2 separate regions of the Homo sapiens genome follow, and region 1 is linked to region 2. The links are chromatin loops, found by intact Hi-C in ENCODE. Cell type or tissue: mammary epithelial cell. All regions are shown on one strand. Links, peaks and the distances in the headings refer to the core of each region. The heading gives the core; the rest is flanking DNA. Region 1 has its middle 550 kb from the start of TFAP2A-AS2. Region 2 has its middle 600 kb from the start of HULC.

What was found. Hi-C counts contacts between places; a loop is a spot of excess contacts. Peaks named below come from ENCODE experiments on the same cell type or tissue, not always from the same donor. Only the 100,000 strongest peaks of a DNase experiment are listed, where the experiment ranks them.
Region 1: it touches region 2 in a loop (24-fold over the local background); 4 of 110 quality-filtered maps call a loop at or near these places.

Annotation. Positions count from the first base shown.
Region 1 is chr6:9,846,537-9,856,973 of GRCh38, forward strand. It overlaps the pseudogene OFCC1. Among named protein-coding and RNA genes, the nearest start is that of TFAP2A-AS2, 550 kb to the right of the region's middle. In mammary epithelial cell, for the core only: a CTCF peak has its summit at 5,678 (motif pointing left); a DNase peak (open chromatin) is centred at 5,605; H3K27ac peaks cover 618 bases.
Region 2 is chr6:9,246,638-9,257,074 of GRCh38, forward strand. No RefSeq gene overlaps it. Among named protein-coding and RNA genes, the nearest start is that of HULC, 600 kb to the left of the region's middle. In mammary epithelial cell, for the core only: a CTCF peak has its summit at 4,319 (motif pointing right); a DNase peak (open chromatin) is centred at 4,364.

The sequences.
Region 1 (10,437 bases), core at 2,742-7,741, 600 kb after region 2:
TGAAGCTAAGTCATTTTCTTAACCTGCTTTCTGCCATAGAATTTAAAGGTCCAAAGACCTCTTTTCATCTTGTTTTCTCTGTGTCCCTTTTAGTCCAAATACATGATTTTTCTGCTTGTATAATTCTTTTAAAAATTTTGTGGGTCTCCTATGAATCTTATTGGAGTCTACTATATTAGACAAAAGTCAAATTTATAAATCTTTTCAAAAGAAGACAAGTCTTGGGGCTCCCACCAACAGGATGAAGGTCAATGCCCTTAAGGTCCCTAGAAATCCTACTGCTTGATTGAGGAGGAACTGTGAGGCAACCCTTCATCTCTGTAGAGTGACTAGAGTCTCAGTGAATACAATTCTGAGGCACCACCTTTGATATTTCTGAGGTCTTAAAAGATTTGACTGTGCTGCTCTCAGCTTCATCCATGAACCATATTTTCCTGGCATGTGATCTTTGCTCAGAAGCCATTTCTTCCTTTGAGCATTGTTCGCTATCTTGGGAGGCTGAGAATTCTTAAAACTGTAAAGTCATGACTCATTTTATCAGTCCTTTCTTCAGTTTCTCTCTCTTCTCTCACATTTTGCTATAAGCCTCAAGAAGAAACCAGGCAGCACTTGAGATTCTGTGGTCAGGGATCTCTCTAGCTAGATCATCTGGTTTATTAGGCACATTTTCTACTTTTCACATAACTGCAAACAGCAGTGTTGCTAAACACTCTGACACTCCATAAAAAGATTTCCCCTCTTCCGTTTCCCATTGAGATTTTCCTCACTTTCTTACAAGCCCTCACGCCATTTCTTGAAGACCATAAGGTTTCTAGACATATCTTCTTCAAGTACTAGAAGCCTAACACTCTCCTCAAAACCCACTGTGCAGCTTCAATGTCACCCTCATGTTTCAGGTTCTGTTATGGTAACACTCCACCTCCAGGTACCAAAATCTGCATTAGTAATTTATCACTTTATAACACATTTCTCCAAAAACTAGACAGTTAAAACAACAAATGTTTACTATCTTACACAATTTCTGGAGGTCAGAAATTCAAAAGCCACTTAGCTGTGTTTTCCTGGCTCAGGGTCTCTCATGAATCTGCAATCAAGCTATTAGCTGGGTGGGAAGCCAGGTCAGGGGTCAAATGAGGCGGCAGAATCTGTTTCCTGGCTGAGACACGTGTTTGTTGGAAGGCCTCAGTTTGTGGTTTACTATTGGCTAGAGGCTTTGGTTCCTTATCACGTGGGCCTCTCTACAGTTTACTCACAGGATGACAGCTTACTACTCCACAGCAAAAGATGAAATAGGTCGAATAGAAGGCTCTACACATATCCACAAAAAAGGGCTAACACATTTTCTGAGATGGGAAAGATAGGGTAAGTAATGAACAGGGTTTTGAGAGGCAAAATTTAAGCACCCCAATTGGACGTGTTAAATTTGAGGTGTTTTTGAGATACTCAAATGAAGTGGTAAGTAGGAATGAGACACAAGGTTCTAGGAGGAAAGATCAGAGCCTTTGGCTATCACCAGCAAGAATTAGGTGTTGGAAATTAATGAAATCACTCTGTAAGACACCTCTAAGCACATTTGTATGCATTATATTATTTATTTGTTTGTCTGTGTTACATTATTTAATCCCCACAAAAACCCAATGATGTATATGCTTTAGTGTCATAATTATTTCATACATAAGTATGGAGGCTTACAGACCTTAAGGCATTTGCCCAAGGTTACAGTACGTGGTAGAAACTAGAGTTGACTCTCTGTGATTCAGCTCTTACTCAGTGTGACTGGTCTTTCATGTAGTCATTTATTGCCTTCCTAGAACATACATTCACAGGGTAACAGGTTTTTTGTGGTTTTTTTTTCACTTACTTGACCCCCCTATATTTTCTATGACTAGGTCATAAAAAGTCCCCTTGTGAAAACAATTAAAGGTTAAATCAGTGGATGTATATGGCCCTTTGGAAACAAATAGAAAGGGCTAGATGGTAAAATCTTATTAAATCTTATGTCATTTCCCTTTGTACCATTTTCCAAAAAGGATCAAACAGAGCAAGCATGCTTTACAAAGAGAATGAACTCCTTCACCAAGCCAACTATGTGCAAATCTTCTCAAGTATTTGAGAAGCATCAATTCTTAGTGAACTAACTAAAATGTATCTCTTCATTAAGGAAGATTTTATCACAAACTTTACTATGTAATAATTATTTCATGCAGCTTTAGTCATAGTTCTGCTTTTATATAAAAGTAATTCTTTTGTTATATAAAAATTTACTTTGGAATACTTTGCAGCCTGAACTTTCCACCAGATCCTATCAATCTAAATAAGTGATGGTTGACTGTAACTGGGGAATACAAAGAAAACAATTTGGCAAAAATTACCAGTAAATATTGTTGATCAACCAGAAATTAAGATAGTAATGTTCTACTTATTCATGTAACATTCAAACAAAATTCAAAAGATTCCTGGCTATCACTGAAGAAGTTAAATATTGTTTTCCAAAATTACCTGTCTAGATTTCTCCAGCCTGGATCACCTTTTCTAACAGCAATATGAAGAAATGACACGGAGAGTGCAAGATTGTTCCAGAGGCTTCTTTCTTCAAAAGAGACAAAACAATCCCTCCAAATGTTTTGTCATTTTCCCATAAATAGCTATAAATCCTATTTTTGTTTCCTTAACTCTCTTTTGGACAAGCAGCAAAAGTCATCAAAGAACAGATTAAGTTCTACAAACTGGGTGGTTGCTATTTTTCATTTTATCTACTATTGAATATTTCACTTGGATATTAATATTCATACTCATGATCTTCTTGCTTGTGGTAATGGCTAGTATAGGGGAGAAGGAAAAAAATAAAGGACATAATTCTAGCAAATATTCACTGACTACCTCTAATGTGCCAGGTATTAATCTAAGGACTTTATATGCACCAATCCACAGAATCCTCACATTAACCTTTCAGGTAGATACTATTATTGTCTCCATTTTACAAGCAAGGAAATGGCAAAAGCAAGGGGACCTCAGGCCTAGAGAGCTGACCTCCAGAGCACTGTACCTAACCCCTATATTAATGAGTTCTGAGTTTCATATTCTGATTATATTTTAGATAATTTGAACCAACTCTATTCAAAAACAATGGTTTGTGTGCAAACATACAGGAAATCATTCCCACACTGCAATTACTTATTTAGAAATAAAAATAACCTAACCCTATATGGAAAATTATCTCTTTGTTGGAATTCCTATCAAATTTATTAAGCCTCAGTAAATATCAAAACAGCAATATTAAAATTGTCTTTGAATTCAATGTCAATTCTTTAATTTTCTTGTTAAAACTAAAAACATGCATGAACCATGCTACTAAGCAATGTAAACAACATATTTCAGTAAAATATTGTATAACAATATATGAGATTCTGAATTTCTATGTAGAAATGCTCTCCTTTGTCATTTAAACTTTTTTATTTTTTCATTTAAATATGTTAATTTTCTCTCCATTTTCAAAAAAATCACACATTTAAGTACACAGGTAATAGGAAATTTTATACTTAGCAATCCAATATATATCAAGGATACACATGTGGTATAATTAATAACTACTACAATGATTGAAAATGTGTATACATGATTGAAATAAAAATCCAAAGTTTATATCACAGGCAAGACTAGATTTTTTCCTTTGAAGGGTGAAACCTTATGAAATAATTCTCGTTAAATATAGCCTCTGTGTTATATGGTTAACAACACTCATACAGTAACTTAGATTGAAGAGTTAATCTGATAAGCATCAAGCTAAAGAATAAATTGCAATAAAGCCTTGGAAAAACTTAAATAGTTGCATTCCCACCAGATGAAAGGAAGTATGTTTACCCAAATCCATAAGAATGTTCAGGACACTTATGCCCATGGGCATTTTTCATTCCTAGATGTTTGGAGTCTGGCCTGGAGAAGGAAAAGGAAAAGTTCTAATTGTCAATAGCTTTTGATAAGAGGTTAACCGAAAGAAAGTTTGTCTAAAATAGAGTGTTATTGACTGGAGAAAGTCTCAGGACAAGGTAAGAATTGCAAACTTCAGGACTTTTTTCTAAGTTCTAAAAACCTCCAGCAATGCCTTAATTTAAAACAGCTACAAGCAATTTGATAATATGTATCAGAATTAAAGCTGCGTAGATAAAGCTGGAATTTGCTTCTTCCACGGAGAGGAAAATATGGAGTTCCTTCACACTTCCAATAGATCTTTTGAGAGAGAACACTGAAATGTAATAGAGAGGAGACAGTAGACACTGTGGTTGAAAAAGGAGGAAGCAGCACTGCCTGCTTGGTGCTGCCTGGCATCAGGACCAGACCCCAGACCCAGACTGGACCCAATAAAGGAGCAAGTGAAGGAACCTCAGGATACCACATTCCTGCCACAGACTCCTGAGATCCTAGTTACAGGTGTTCCCACAACCTGCAGACCTTTGGACTGGCAGAGGGAATTACCTGGAGAATATGTAGAGGTATTACTTGAACCCCTGAGAACCCAAAAGGCTTCAGGGTGCGAGGCAACTGCAGCAAAAGGTGAGTCTGGGCACCTACTCTCCAAGGCTCTGCATCCTGCCCTGGGTGACTGCAGCTCTTGCTGTCTGTCCAGCTGGGAGAGAGTGGGGACTGGGATGATCACCCACCCAAGACAGGCCTGGCTGCCATTGCAGTGGGACCTAGGTGCATCTGAACTGCATGCCCCCATGCCTGCCAGGCCCTCACCAGACTGCCTGTCTGGTCATTCCCAGAGGAGGAGAGGTATGCGGTCCCCATGGCATAGCCTCCATCACACTGCCTGGGTGGTTTGTTGGCAGCCTGGGAGGAATTTACTCTCCAAATCACAGCCAATGTTTGACCCTGAGGAGCCAAAGGACAAACTACTGGCACAGTCCCAGTTTCCCAGGACCCAATCACACCACCTGTGGGTATGGGGAAGAGATTTGTGAACTGTCTCCAGGTGGGGAGGAGCTCCCACTGACAAAGCACAGTGAAGAGTGTGTAGTGGTGCTCCCTTCACAAAACTGGACTAGGAAGGATGTGGCCTGAAAGCTGCAGTTTCTGCCACAGGAAGCCTTGAGGTCTGGGATGCTTGGGACGGTGTGGTGATCTGGGTGCAGACGGCTTGGAACTAGCCTAACAAGTCAGGCCTGTTGCCAGTGACAGAGACCCACCTGCGCAGAGGTGTCAGAGCAGAGCTGAACAGGCCCTATGGCCCCTACCTTCTGAGCTGAAAACCATGGCCACCCCTCTTTCCATGACAGGTGCAGAAGGAGTGCCTCAATCCCTCCCTGGAGGGTTGTCCCAGTGACCTGAGGACTTCCCCGACAACCCCTCAAGGGTGCAGCACTCAGAGAGCCTGGTAATGGGCTTGCACAATCCAGCTCCACCTAGCTAGCCCTGCCTAGCTTTGCCCCCTCCAGCTCCTTGGCAGCAGAGTGCAGAACGAGAACCCTGAGAGCCCCATGTCTCGTCCATTGCCAGGGACACCCTGGTATTGCTCTCATCAACAAAGGCCAAGTAAAAATCCCAGTCATCACCGCAACTGCATCTCACCTACAGGCCCCACTTAATGGCATGGATGCCAAACTGCATGACTCACCACAACTTCTGCTGACATCACTGTACAGCGCTCAGCCAGCTCTTACCTGCAAGTGCCACCTCCTGGCCTGAAGGTTGAACTGCCCAACCAAATTTAATTTCTGCTGACAGAAGTGAACACCGCTGGGGAATGAGATAAGTCTCTTGAGACCTCCACCTACCCACTGCTATAGGAGACAGTAAGCCTGACCACACATACTTGAGAAAACCACTGTACTAAGGATGTCTATAACCAAGGAATTCATACAGTGCCTTAGCCTGCTAAAAGCACATAGAAGCAAAACCAAAAGACCCTATGCAACAGATGGAGCAGTAATAGCCTCAAGAGGAGAAGAAAAAAAATCCCACCCAAATGTAAGTAAATCCAAAAGTAAGAACTGACATATAGAGAAGGAACCAGAACAAGAACTCCAGCACCATGAAGAAACGAAATGTTGTGGCATCCCCAAAGTGCCACTCTAGCTCTCTAGCAATGGATCCTAACCAAAATGAAAACGTTGAAATGACAGGCAAAAAATTCAAGATACAAATTGCAAAGAAGTTCAGTAAAATCCTAGAGAAAGTTAAAAAGTAATACAAAGGAACACCAAAATAAACCAGGAATTGAAAGACAAGCTGGATATGTTTTTTAAAAAACACAACACAATTTCTGGAAATGAAAAATTTACTGAAGGAATTTCAAAACACAGTTGAAAGCTTTAATAATAGATTATACCAACCAGAAAAAAGAATTTCAGAGCTTGAAGAACAGTCTTTCTAATTAACCCAGACAGATAAAATAAAGAAAAAAGAATGTCGAAAGAAAAACAAAGCTTTTAAGAAATATGAGATTATTGAGAGCAACCAAATGTGACTTATAGGCATTCCTGAGGAAAAGAAGAAAAAGAAACCAACTTGGAAAACATGTTTGAGATAATAATTCAGAAAAATTTCCCTGATTGTACTACAGATGTAGACACCCAGAAACAAGAAATTCAGAGAATACTTTAAGACACTATACAAAATGAACATCACCAAGGCATATAGACATCAGGCTATCCAAGGTCAAAATAAAAGAGCAAATCTTAAAGGCAGCTAGACATAAGTGTCAAATAATCTATAAAGAGAATCTCACAAGACCAACAGTGAACTTCTCAGCAGAAACCTTACAAGCCAGAAAAGGATGGGGGCCTATTTTTAGCCTTGTTAAGGAGAAAAACTGCCGGCCAAGAATTTTACATCCCACCAAACTAACCTTCATAAATAAGGAGAAATAAACTTTTTCTCAGACAAGCAAAAGATGATAGAATTCATCACCACTAGACCAGCTCTGTAAGAAATGCTCAAAGGAGTTTTAAACAAAAAAATGAAACGATGATACTCACCATGAAGAAAAAGCACATGTAAATAGACATATCACAAATCCTATAAAACAGTTACAAAATTGAGACTCCAAGGAAACTCACTAACAATACTGTGAAAGAAACAAAGTCTCACATATCAATATTCATGTTGAACATAAATAGTCCAAAAACTGCACTTAAAAGATGCAGGCTAGCAAATTGGATCAAAAAACAAGATCCAACCATCTACTGCCTACAACAGACATTTACAAATTCAAAGTAAAGAGGTGGAAAAAGATACATCACACAAATGGAAAACAAAAGCAAGCAGAAATAGCTATTTTTACATCAGATAAAAACAGACTTTAAACCAACAACAGTTAAAAAAAAAAGATAAAGAAGGGCATTATATAGTGATAAAGGGTTCAATATGATAAGATTTAAATATCTTAAATATATATGCACCCAACAACAATCACTGAAATTCATAAAACAAATACTACTAGACCTAAGAAAAGAGATTGGCACTGAAGCACTAGTAGGGGACTTTAACACTCCACTTCACAGTGTGCAACAAAAAGTCAACAAGGAAACTCTGGACTTCAACTGGACTCTAGACCTAGTAGACATTTACTGAACATTCTAACCAACAACTCCAGAATACACACTTTTCTCATCTGCATGTGGAACATTCTCCAAATTAATCATATGCTTAGCCATAAAACAATGCTCATTAAATTTTAAAAAAATATCAAAAGCATCTCCAGTATCTTCCCAGGCCATAGTAGAGTAAAATTAGAAATCAATACTAAGAGGAACTGTCAAAATTTACACAAAGCTTGAGGTGATGGATATCCCATTTACCCTGTTGTGGTTATTACACATTGCATGCCTGTATCAAAATATCTCACATACTCTATAAACATATACACCTACTATGTACACATAAAGCTTTAAAAACTAAAAAAAATCTATAGAAGTGCGTGGAAACTAATAACTTGACTTCATTTTACCAATTTTGCTGGAGAGGTTGACATGCAAATTCAATAAACTCAGAGAACCCTTGTGAGATACTACGTAAGATGACCATCCTCAAGACACATTGTCATCAGATTCTCCAAGATCAATATGAAAGGAAAAGATCTTTAAAGCAGCCAGAGAGAAGGGACAGGTTATTTACAAAGAGAACCCAATCAGGCAAACAGTAGACCTTTCAGCAGAAACCTTACAAGCCAGAAGAGATCTGGGGGCCCATTTATAGCATCCTTACAGAGAATAAATTCCAGAAAAGAATTATAGCCCACCAAACACTCTTAAGCAAAGAAGTAAATTGCTTTTCAGGCAATCGAACATTAAGGGAATTTCTTGCCGCTAGACCTGCCTTATGAGAGATCCTAAAGGGAGTGCTAAACATGGAAATGGAAGAATGATATTTGCCACCAAAAATACCACACTAAAATACATAGCTCATTGACGCTATAATGCAACTATACAATCAAGTTTATGCAACGTAAGCTAACAACATGATGGAAGTACAGGATATTTGAAACATAAATGAGAATAAGGAAATCACATGTGAATTTTAGCAACCTAAAGCATTCATTTGTTCATTCATTTACAATTTCATTGTCTGTCTACCATTTGACAATGCAATGGGTACTAAGCAAAGATGGAATATAAACTTGAGAAAAATAAGCCGACCGAAACTGGCCCTGAGGAGAATTTCAAAAGGTCCTGGATGACTCTAATGTTATAATTTCTCTTAACTTCAGGAAGGCAATCATTACATGGGGCATCCACCCTATAAAAAAATAAGTCAACACTGGATGCAATAGTATGCCTTAGTTCTGTATCTCTGACCTTATTGTATTTCTGCTTTATCATTTCTCCCTGGTTTTACATACCTAATTTTAAGCTTTCACCACTCATTTCATAAAAAGAAAATATATTCCAAAATGTACTACATATTTTTGACTGTCCGTCAAACTTTAGTTTCCACTTCTTAATTAATGTTTCTCTAGGACATTGAATGAGGTTTTATTCCAATTTACGTAATTATGAAGGGCTACCCATTAATTTATTATACAGTCTTCTGTTTTCCCATCAACCCTCACATTTCCTCAGACTTTACATACTTGGGCAGGTGTATTTGAATAAACTCAAATGAAGGTATTAAAGCAAAATTAGCATGTAAAATGCACTGTAATGCATTCTTTTGGTTTCAACTCCATATATGATAATCCCATTTGATGTAAAACCACAGACTCAAATTTGTCTTTAACATTTTTGTGACATAAGAAAGGCAGGTATCATTCCTGTTATTTTATAGATATAAATACTGAACTCCAGAGGGGTGAGTTTGCTTGAGATCACACAATTGGAACATAATGTAGCAGGATTCCCAATCAAGTAGAGTATGCTATTTTAAAACTTGGTAATTTTTTTTTTCATGTTCTCATTACATGGCAGAAAGTCCATTTGTCTGGTTTACATTTTTGGAAACAATAGGCTTTAATGTCTTCAATTATTTTATCTAAAAAATAATTGAACAATTGCTTTCTTATTTTCCTTGTGAGTTCACATCCGTCTCAGATCTAGAAATATTAGGGCAGCCTCCTAAGACCAAATATTCCCTTCTAGGAACCAAATCTGTAGTGCCTCTGCTGTCTTAGCCACACAAGGTGGTATACTGAGAATGAATAAAGATGAAACAATAATACTCATCCAGCCCAATAGGTCACACAAGAGCTAAAATTCACAACTCATCTGTATACATGTTTCATTTTAAAATTAACTCATTAACTCAATTTATGTAATATTCTAAATGTTTTGTTATCATTTCAACAATGTTCACAGAATCTTCATCGGGAGTAGATTCGATCTCAAGAAACTATTCTTTGCTCATTCCTAAGAAGCAACTCCTTATCCATTCAAGTTTGACCATGAGATTGCAGCAATTCAGCAACTTTGATTATTTTATTTTATTTTTTTGGTGGAGTTTTGCTCTTGTTGCCCAGGCTGGAGTGCTGTGGCACGATCTCGGCCCACTGCAACCTCCGCTTCCCGGGTTCAAGCGATTCTCCTGCCTCAGCCTCCTGAGTAGCTGGGATTATGGGCATGCACCACCACGCCCAGCTAATTTTTTGTATTTTTAGTAGAGACGGGGTTTCATCATATTGGCCAGGCTGGTCTTGAACTGCTGACCTCAGGTGATCCACCTGCCTTGGCCTCCCAAAGTGCAGGGACTACAGGCGTGAGCCACCGCGCCAGGCTGATGATTCCAATTTTGAAAGAAGTTGTACTGTGGGTAAAATGCAGTAAAATAGCACCATATGCTACAGAAAAATCTTTTGTGAAAAGAAGAGTCATTTAACGTGGCAAGTGATTGTTGCCTTATCTTAAGAAATTGCCACAGCCACCTCAGCCTTTGCAACCACCACTGTGATCAGTCAGCAGCTGTAACCTTGAGACAACCCTACACTAGCAAAAAGATGACCACTTG
Region 2 (10,437 bases), core at 2,251-7,250:
TTAAGAAAAAGGAATCATTGGTATTATTTTGGATCTGCTAATTTAGTAACCTAATTTATGAACCTAACCAATTACTAATGATGACTTTAAGGTTTTTGTAGGATTATGATAATAATGTGAATGAAACTCTACTAGCTCATGGTCTTAAAGTTTTGTATAAACAGTTTTGGCATATCTTATCTATTTTATGATCTACAATAGACAACTTAATCCTATTATGACAAGAAGTAGTTGGCAGCTTGAAATATGCATTTAGGAACCTAAATCAGGAGCTTGGCACTAAAAATCAGGTATGTGAAGAATCAAGTGTAATATGAGGTTCTAAATATAGAAATTTGTTCACTAATAAGGTCTAAAGCTTGGAAATTAGGCCAGCGTTGTGCTTTACAAGCTAAATAGCTACAGTTAAAGCCAAAATTGGGAACTTTGGGCAAACATTTAGATGCTGCTGCTGCTTTGAAGTTTAGAAAAATGATATGAATAACTACAAACGAATGTCACATTGATTTTTATTTGAGTTAATTATCAACTTTTCAACATGTTTTTCTTTTTATATATACAGTATTTTGAGTGAGTAATAGTCTGAATAGTTACAGAACTTTTTTTTCTTAACTTGTAGGTATGGAAGTCTCAGTTTTTAATTAACTATATATATATATTATAATTTTATAAAGAAAATAATTTGCAAGTATTTGGGAGGGTAAGTAAGTGGTAATATTTCTTATTAAAATCTTATTGGTAGAGAATATAGGAAAAATTAGATGTATAGAGAGCAATCTGTTTGCTCTTGGAAGACAAATATTTATGATTTTATTATAAGATGTAAATTTTCATGACTGGAAAATATGAGAATAAAATTATTTATATCAAGATTCTTCAACCAGTAGAGTATAGGATAATCCAGCCTGTGCACCAGGCTTAGAAACCATGTAATACAGTTATATATGCAACATGAAATTTTTAATCAGAAATCTCTGGATTTAAATATCTAGAAGACATTTGCTATTTTCTAGTTATTAACTTTTAAGTATTTATTTTGTATATAGAAAATATGTGCATGCATACATAATTAGGTTTGATCTGTGCCATCTTACTCTGTATTTTCTGTGCGTTCTTGAATGCTTAATACTTGGGCCACATTGCACACCATGGACTTAAGTCCTAGCATTGTTTCACTAAACTTAATAGGACATTCTTAGAGAGAAAAGTGGGCACTTCTGTCCAGACAATGGGAATCATAGTTTTCAAACAACTTAGCAATGGTGTCATTAGGGGGATGTTAACTGCCAAATACCATTTAAGACATACTTTTCATTTGCTCTGAAAAAGTTGCAGTGCTTTGAAAGTCCTTCCAGATTTCTTTAAATGAAATCCAGAATACATTAAATTAGAACCATTCCTTAGAGGACTTGATTACATACTGATTTTTTAGCAAAGTATAAAGATTAAGCCAACTTTGAGACTTGTAAAGAAAGCACTCTTATTTTAAATAATTGTCTAAAGGTGAAAAGAACCACCTAAATGCACCCTCGCGTATCTACTAGATAGACTGGTTTAGGCACTTATTTTATTTCCAAATTGCGTGTCTGTGGTGTATGACCTCAAAGCACCAGCTACCTTGGATTGCTAATAGTCTTCAGGCTGAAACTGGGTGTCATCAGGCAGAGTGCTCTCCACTTTGGAATTTGCTCTCCATTGAGCAAGCCAAACCAGAGTGTGGTGACCCTGGAGCATGGGGCAAGGCCCATTTATTTACTCAGATTCTGCCTTGGGGCTGAATTCATGAATGAGTGATATTTTGTTTGGGACACAGTAGAAGATGATGAAGTCTAATCCATTTTATCAATATGTTCATGATTCTATTTGTGCGTCTGTGTTTTGTTATTTTAGGTGTTAGTTGTTACGACCTGAAGCATGTGCGTATTTTGATCACTATGCTCTTTTGCAAGGGCAGATTTGAAGAGCACATGCTTCCATAAAGTGAGAAAAAGTTTCCTCTTAGGTGGATTCATTCTTTTCTTTCTGTTGAGTGAAATGGTCTGCTTTTCGGGGCTGCAGGTGTTTAATGCCCATATTTTCCTTTTCTATTCTGGTAGATATTTAAAAACCTTTAAAATAAAATTCCATCATAGAATGAAGACTTGCCTGTAATAAACCCTATCCTTAAATTTGCTTTTTAATAATGTGGAATGCTGACTCTGGCACCAGTTCTAAGTTGGTCTTTTTCATAAACTAGTAAAAGAATTGTTTCTGAGGCTGACCTTTTTATAAGAGCATGTTAGCATACATGTTGGTATGTATTTCCACGTACAAATTTGGATTAATTAAGCTTAAAATTTAATTTGCATTTTCAGGAAAGTTTTGAAATTTTGATTTTGAAATAATGTCTCTCTTTGAAAATCTTGATGATTTAAGGTTATTATTTCCATAGCTTTTCCGGGAGAAAAAGTAGTTACTATGACCCACATTTTATGGATGATAGGGAAAGAATTCCCATTCTTTTTGATCAAATGAGTTAGTGGAGGCCACAAAAGCCAGCCCCACTTCTTGCCAGGGTTATAATTCCCAAGGGTGCAGCTTTTAATTCTGACTAAGAACAATGGCCTAAAAATAAATTAGAGCAATACCTAAAATATTATATGTGAATAACTATTTTGGATCTAAATTCCAAGTTCTTTTTACATTAAAAACACAATGCCTAATGGTTCATAGTTGAGGAAGAGGATTAAGCCGCTTTCTCAAATTTGTTTTACTCCTTTGTGGCTTTAAACCAATCCCTTAATAGGATTTAATTGTGACTTTGACAATTAAGCTTTCTATGTAATGAAAGGCCAGTGGTTGTTTTGGAAAAAGATAAGTGTTATAGGGGGTATTACCTTTGGAAGTTTATGAGTCTAAAAGTCAACGTAATAAAACATTGCAGTCTTAGAGGGAGCCTATGTAAATGTGTTGCTACAGTAGTTAAGTATATAAATGACTTTTCTACTTATATAGACTTCTGCACAGCTCTTATTTATAGCATACAAATATATATTTACCAAAGAGAACTTTAAGAATATATCAGGCCTGGGAACTTTTACTTTCATTGTTTAAATAAATAAATAAATATATATATAAATTACATATATTATTTTTTGTTTGGGTTATTGGTTTATAGTTGCTTCTATGCATGTCTATTTGTTTTCTTTTAAAAAGAATTTTGCAATATTTTTGCACCATATATACTTTATATATATAGTTTATATATATAGTTTATATGTATAGTTTATATATATAGTTTATATGTGTATATATATATGTGTGTGTGTGTGTAAAACAAATGACCTTGATTCAGAAAATTATATTAGCACTGTCAGAATTAGCCTTTGGTATATTATTTAAATAGTCTATATTTCCATGAAGAATGGATTTACTACTTGAATAACTTTAAAAATGGAGTCGAAAAACCCAATAATCTCTTCCCCTAAATTCTACAAATAGAAATCCTTATGCTGTCACCATAAATGGCTTTCCCCACCAAGGGCAAGCCTGCTATGTAGAAGAAACGCTACATTATATTTTTAAGAAATTGTTTTAGAAAGAAAATCATTTTGTTTTCTCAATGTCCATGATATGTAACATGCCATTCTGTTTTAAAACCTAACAACATCTCAACCAATCTCAAGATCAGTTATTAAAGCTTGTCCTGTCTGTCATGAGCTAGTGTTACCTCTTGCAATGTGGCTGGACAGCATTCTTATTCTCACTTATAAAGTGAGATAGAATATTCAGTTCCTCCTGAACACTTTTTTCTTTTTTTTTTTTTAATAATAGAGAGTAGGTTGGCAACAATAGGGGAATGTGCATACAGATGTCAATTTGGGTGTTATTTTAATCACCTCCCTTAGGATGAATATAATCCGTTAGAGATTTATGTAGGTGCACGTGTGAGTGTATGAGATTGTATGACATTTTTTACTCAGATCTATTTTATTATGAAAAAAAATCTTGCAAATGTGTAAATTGCATTGAACACTGCCCGGTCCTCTTCCTTCCTCTCCCTTCTTTTCCTACACTCATCAATGACCCAATTTATGAACATGCAAGCTGGTATTCCTTTTGGTCTATATTCTTACTTAGAAAAGAGAGATCAAAAATGCATCAGCATAGACAAACTGCTGTAATCAGTAAAGTTGGAAGCTGACACACTTATAGAGTCCTGCTTGCCAAAAATAGGATTTCATTTGTACTGGAATTTTTTCCCCTGAACCAGTTTTGCCAATGCTGTAGTAAATGACAACTTTGGGAATGCAGGATTGGGAAACACGATGTTTCAGTAGGTGGCGCTTCAACACAGCCCACCTGCTCGAGGGCTTACGTGAGTGCTCAACTTTCTAATACCTGTGGTGCATCAAAGAGGCTTGGCCCAGTTTGTTAACATCGCAGCCAGACTGTTGTCTCAGGCAATAACGACGTCAAATGCAGCTGAAACATCTAGGCGGGAAGGACTGTTACTGTAGGTCACTGGTAATTATTTTCACACACACACACACACGCACACACACACCTTCATACATACCTACACTAGCTCTACTTCTAAAATTAAAAGCCAGAGAGAGCCAGTCTCAAAATGTCAATGATACTGCAATAATTTCAGCTTCTTATTTATTTTTTGTTTGGGTTATTGGTCTATAGTTGCTTATTGTCTGTTTTCTTTTAAAAAGAATTTTGCAATATTTTTGCACCATTAGTTCTTAGTAAACAAAAAGATTTTCTCTTTCAAATAATATTACTATTTAAATAAAATAAAAGAGTATACAGAAATACCAAAAGTTCATTTTTAAAAATTCAGTAAAAGAAACCATCTGCAGTGAGGCTCCCTAACATGCCTGTAAATTGACATAAACCAGGATGATTAAGTGGATGATAAGCCACATGTCATTGACAAACAGGAATAGAGATGCCTGGAGAGAAATGTACTATAAAGGGCTTCACTGCACCAAGAAAGCTCCCTATGGTCCATTGACCTAAAGATATCTGCAAACTTCATCCAAGAGAAGATGAAGAAGGAGACTAGAATACTTTACAATAACTAGAGACTCATCTTTGAAAAGATGAGAAACTGACTAGTATTTTTTTTCCTGATCTGTCAACCAACATTCAGAGTTCAGAATATCACAGGTATTTTAGATTGTTATGTAATTTGCTAATGTTTTATTGAAATCTTCTAAATATACAATAAATAAATTTCCATAGAAAATACTGTATATTAGGAGGGTTCATTCTGCTTTTCTTTGCCTTTCAATCTGCTGCTTTTATATAAATTGAAATACACATTTTCAGAAGAGTTAGTAAATATAACTTGCATTTAAAAAGTATTCTTTAGTATATCATATTGATATGAAAACTTTATATATAAAGTAATGGCATTTGTAATTGGTATAAAAACAACCCAATTAAATGCATGAAATAAAAGAATAAAAATGCTTTCTGTTTCTCCTAGATCATCTGTTGTTTATTCTATAATTCATGGACACCTAAAAAATGAACAGAAAGATACATTTTGGGTTCTTATATAGTTCTAAAAAGCTTTCAGATAATAAAGCATAGTAATATAATTTTTTAAACGATCAGGGATTAAAATATTGAACACAATTTTTTCCTCCTGAAAAAGGCTGATAGAAAAAAAGCATCAGCTGGCTTTCTTCTTTTGTCTATAATTCTTGATGGAATTATAAATTTAGAAGAAATAAACACAAATTGAATTTTTAAATTCCTTTCTCCCCAAAACCACAGTGTGTATCACTGCTATGATGTAAGTTTTAGTTTTTGTTTTTTTTTAAGAAACATATCTTTCCTATATGCATCTATTAGACTTGGATACTTGCTCTCTCTTTCTGCATATTTTAAAGCTTCCCTATGAAGAAGAAGGAAAAGGGCCCTCTAAAATTTCACATCTTTGTTATTAGAATATATTGACATCCCTTGCTTCGTTGACTTTTTATTACAGTCCGGAGGAAAAAAAAAAACAACAAACGATTGTCAGTGTCAGCTCAGCTCTTTGTTGTGATTCCAAGTGAAGATTTTTGGCATTTTCTCTTTGCTTTCAGCTTTGTGGATTTTCTTTTTCACTCTATCTTATTTTCAGTGGAAGTCAGGTTAAAGACAAACTTGAAAGCTTTAGGATTATTATTTTTCCTTTTCCATAGGCTTTGGCCCACAAAATGCCAACATAAAAGATAGCTTTGCATCAGGCTCCCTTGGCCACTGGGTCCTCCGCTGAGGCCCTGGCATCTGTCAGCGAGGAACACTCCAATCTGGGCTCCCTGCTGAGCTGAGATGTGGCTGCCTCCCCCAATAAAGGGCCACACCGCTCCTGAGCCAAAGCATGGGACCATCTGATGCGAGTCTGGCCTAATGAAAGTCCAGCATGGGGCTAAATGAGTTTCTACCACTGCTGGGTGAGGGGCTAATGATAAAACAGCTCCCTGGGCTCACTGCTGCTGTTGGTATCTTTGTCAGGGCATATGGCAGTTGGCTGAATGCCTTACTTGTGAGATTTCCTAGCAGATTTATCCTGAGAATGTGTTATATCTTCCCTTCTCCACCTCCCTTTGGCCTCCTCTTCAGCTCTTCTGTACTCTTGAGGGTCTCCTGATTGTTGGGCCTTAAAGACTCTCTTTTTATTTTGTAAAATTGTGAATTAAAAAAAAAAACTTGGATGGCAAAACAGAAAAATGGAAGAGATAATGATATTGACTTACATCCAGTGGGTGGTTTTATTTCCTTTGGAACATTATAAGCTAAAAGCATAAATTTCACAAGCCAGAGAAACAATCAGCTTGAAACTTGTTGAATACAGTAATGCTACTCAAAATTTTCTTTATCATGTGCTCTTTCCTTCTTTCTTTCTTCCAATGTACAATCCATCACTTCTATAATGTATTTAGGAATTTATAATAAATGATAAATAAGTGATTTCAAAACTTTTTCATTACCAACATTTTCCAGTTGATTTAATTAAATACTATACAGAAAAAAAAGTTTCTTTGGTTTACTCACTATCCTTGTCCTTAGTATCCTGAGAGAAGACACATTTTGGGAGATTCTAATTTATGGGTGCATTGCATAGGCCAGTTTTTTTTTTTTTTTTGGATATGTTTTGGTTTGATGTATGTAGATTTAGAGCACAATTTGAATTGCTATGGGAAAGTGCCTACAATAAAAACTAAAGCAATCTTCCAAATCCTAGAAACATTTCAAAAATGTATGTCCTACTCTTTTTACATTTATAAGTTCCTTAAAAATAAATAAATACTTCGATGCCAATTCTGATATTTTAATATTGCCAGCATATTATTGTATCTGAATTTGGTTTGTTTGATTCTGTGATTTGTTTTTAGATACATTCTTATTGCTCTTGTTAGTTTACAAGTAGATTAAAATTGATGATAAAAGGGCACGATCATGAAAGCTTTATATAATGGTATATTTTATTCTTTATATTGGAAAGTCACACATCTAAGAGCAGCAGGGTTATGCAGGAAGGTCCTAAAACTTAGATATTTTTAAATGTAAAGGTCATGATTTCGGCTCTTTTTGCTAAGGTGCCTCTTTCTCTGTCACTGTCATTCAACTTACGTTTCTGTCAGAAATCTCCAGGACTTAAATACAATGTGAAATTTGCACAGCTGCAAGAAATAGCCCATTCTAATCTAAATATAAGTGATCCTTTCATAAACTTGTTCTGAAGAATTCTAAATGAAATCTCTTAAAAATCACATGTTTCTTACTGAATGAACCCATTTGCGTGGAGAGGTTCCACATGGGCCCCAGGTGGTCCCCCGTGTCGGCCACGCGGTCAGTGATATGATCTAAATGAGATTGTTTTCTTGTAAATCGCATGCTGCAGAAATACCATCACGTTCCACATGCGGTATGCCCCATTTTAATTTATTCCCATGACAAAAACTCCATTAATATAATTTTGGAACAAAGTGAAAATGATAGGAATTTTCTGTGTCACAGAGAAACTAAGCCTGCTTTTTTCTTAAGGAAATACTGCTTTAAAAATGCAAGAAAATCCAGTTGCTAATTTAAAGAAATTCTTCTTAGTGCAAACATTATTCACAAAGTATTTTCAAATCTGCAGTATTGAAATAAATTATAATATTTTCCCCATATTTTTATATGTTACTTTGTAAGCTGTCTTCACATTTTTAAAATCTGTATCTGTTGGCGTTCCCTAATAAACATATTAAAATATTTTTATATGCTAGTATTTTTGAGGCTTGCCGTGAACCAAAACTACACCTCTCATTTGGCAATTGCAAGTGTACATTATTACAGGATTCCCTACTTCCAGACAAATATGAGAGAATATGGAATAATGAAAGAATTATGTACTAAAAAGTCAAGAAGCCTGAATTATCACAATTCTGTCACTTCATAGGAACATAGCCCTTTCGATTAAAAATTATAATAGCCACACATTTGCTGATCCATCGTGTGTCAGATACTTTATCCCCCCTCCATGATTTTCTTTTATTCGCATAGAGTCACTGAGGTTTAGAGAACTTTAGAAACACATCCGGAGTGTCACAGATAGTAGGAGACACAACAGAGCTTCAAAACTTCATCACTTCAGACATTGAAATCATCAAAATGTATTCTCATTCCACCTTCAAACTTTTTTTACTCTCTCAGAACCACAATTGTGGACTAGGAAAATTTGAGATCTAAACTAGAAAGTTTTGGCTTTTATCTCAGCTATAAAATTCTGCTGTAATTGGCAACATAATGCAGTGAGTGGTGCTGTCATTGGATGAAAGAGTAACTCAAGTCATGGGATGGAACTAAGCCATGTAGAGAGTGTAAGAGTGAGATTAGCAATGAACCACTAAATCACTGGAATCTTGGTAGTGTAATCATTAGTACTGACTACTTGTAGAGTATTTGGGAACTTGTTAGCTACTGATGCTCTTTGAATTTGCCTGTCTAGGAGAAGTAAAAAGAAAAAAGAAAGAAAGGAGAACAAATGAAAGAAAAGGAATAAAAAGAAAAGAAAAGGAAAGGAAAGAATAGAAGATAGAAAACCCCAGTGTTCGTTAATATAGACCTGCTTCTCCTGATTTAATCATACCCTTCCAAAATATTGGCTTCACAAATAAAAAAGCTTCTATTCTATAATTACAGAAAACATCAGTAGATTTGAAAGGAGACATGGATTTTCTTTTAGTGAAATCATGTTTTTATGTCCACCTACTAATCAACTAGGTTCCCAAAACAACTTTGTGCAAAGCTGCTAAACAAAAAATTACAGAGGCTATCTGTAATCTTCTTTCCTCTTGCCAAGCTACTTCTTGATAACTTATGGAACCATGCAATTGCCCCATTAGATAATTGGTGTGTTTTTAGTGTGTATTGGCTATCAATATGGAGAACTGAAATATGGGTTAGTATTCTGTTAAACTGGAAGAAAAAACAAGTTCATACATGTCTTCTATCTCTAATTCATAATATAAATGAATACATATATTTAAGAAAATATTTATTAAATATTTTAAATAAGTATTTAATAAGGTAAATATCTGAATAGCTTGGCAAGGTCTTTTATACATAAACCATATAGCTAATATAATACATATTAATAATAATATAATACATAAAATTATATATGTTGAGTTGGGATTAATTTTAGTATTTATCTTTCAGTATCTAAAGAGGTACTTTTCCCTCAAAGTAATTTTGTATTCATAATATTTATTTCATAAATAAATAAATGGACAAATAAAATAGATTTTAATTATATGTGTGCGCATATATATATATGTATATATACTTGGAATTCTAAAGAAACAATTTCATGATTGTTGGTATCCAGTAAATTGTACACACACTAGTTTTTAAGTTTTTAATTTTCCAGCATTCCTGCACTTAAGAAGAAAATATCATAGGTTTTGAAACCATAGCTTCAAGAACTTTAGATGTGTTAACCAAGGAAAGGTGTAATTTGCTATATCTATCTATCTATCTACCTAAGCTATGTTTACATTTAATATGTCAAGTCCCAGTTGGTTTAAGTTCTCCTGCTCATTCCAATGGTGGTGTTTTTTCCTCAAGCAGAACATTTGCAGGGACTCCTAATTTGCAAGAAAAATAAACTATGTAGTTTGCAGTTCACGAACATTTTTAAATGCAAGGGAATCGCTGATGAAACAGAAGATAAAAATACATAGAATTGACTCATAATGTAGAAGGGAGGAACGCGTGAATAATATATTACTTTATGCTATGTAAGTGCTGAAAGAACATGAATGTATTTCGTGGAAAATGTACAGGTGCTTACATAAAAGTACATTTTTAGCTGACAGCAGTAGAGAAATATGTTAATCTAGCAGATGTGAACTTGGAGCAATTTATTTTGGATCAATAACACTAAGCGATATCAATAAATCA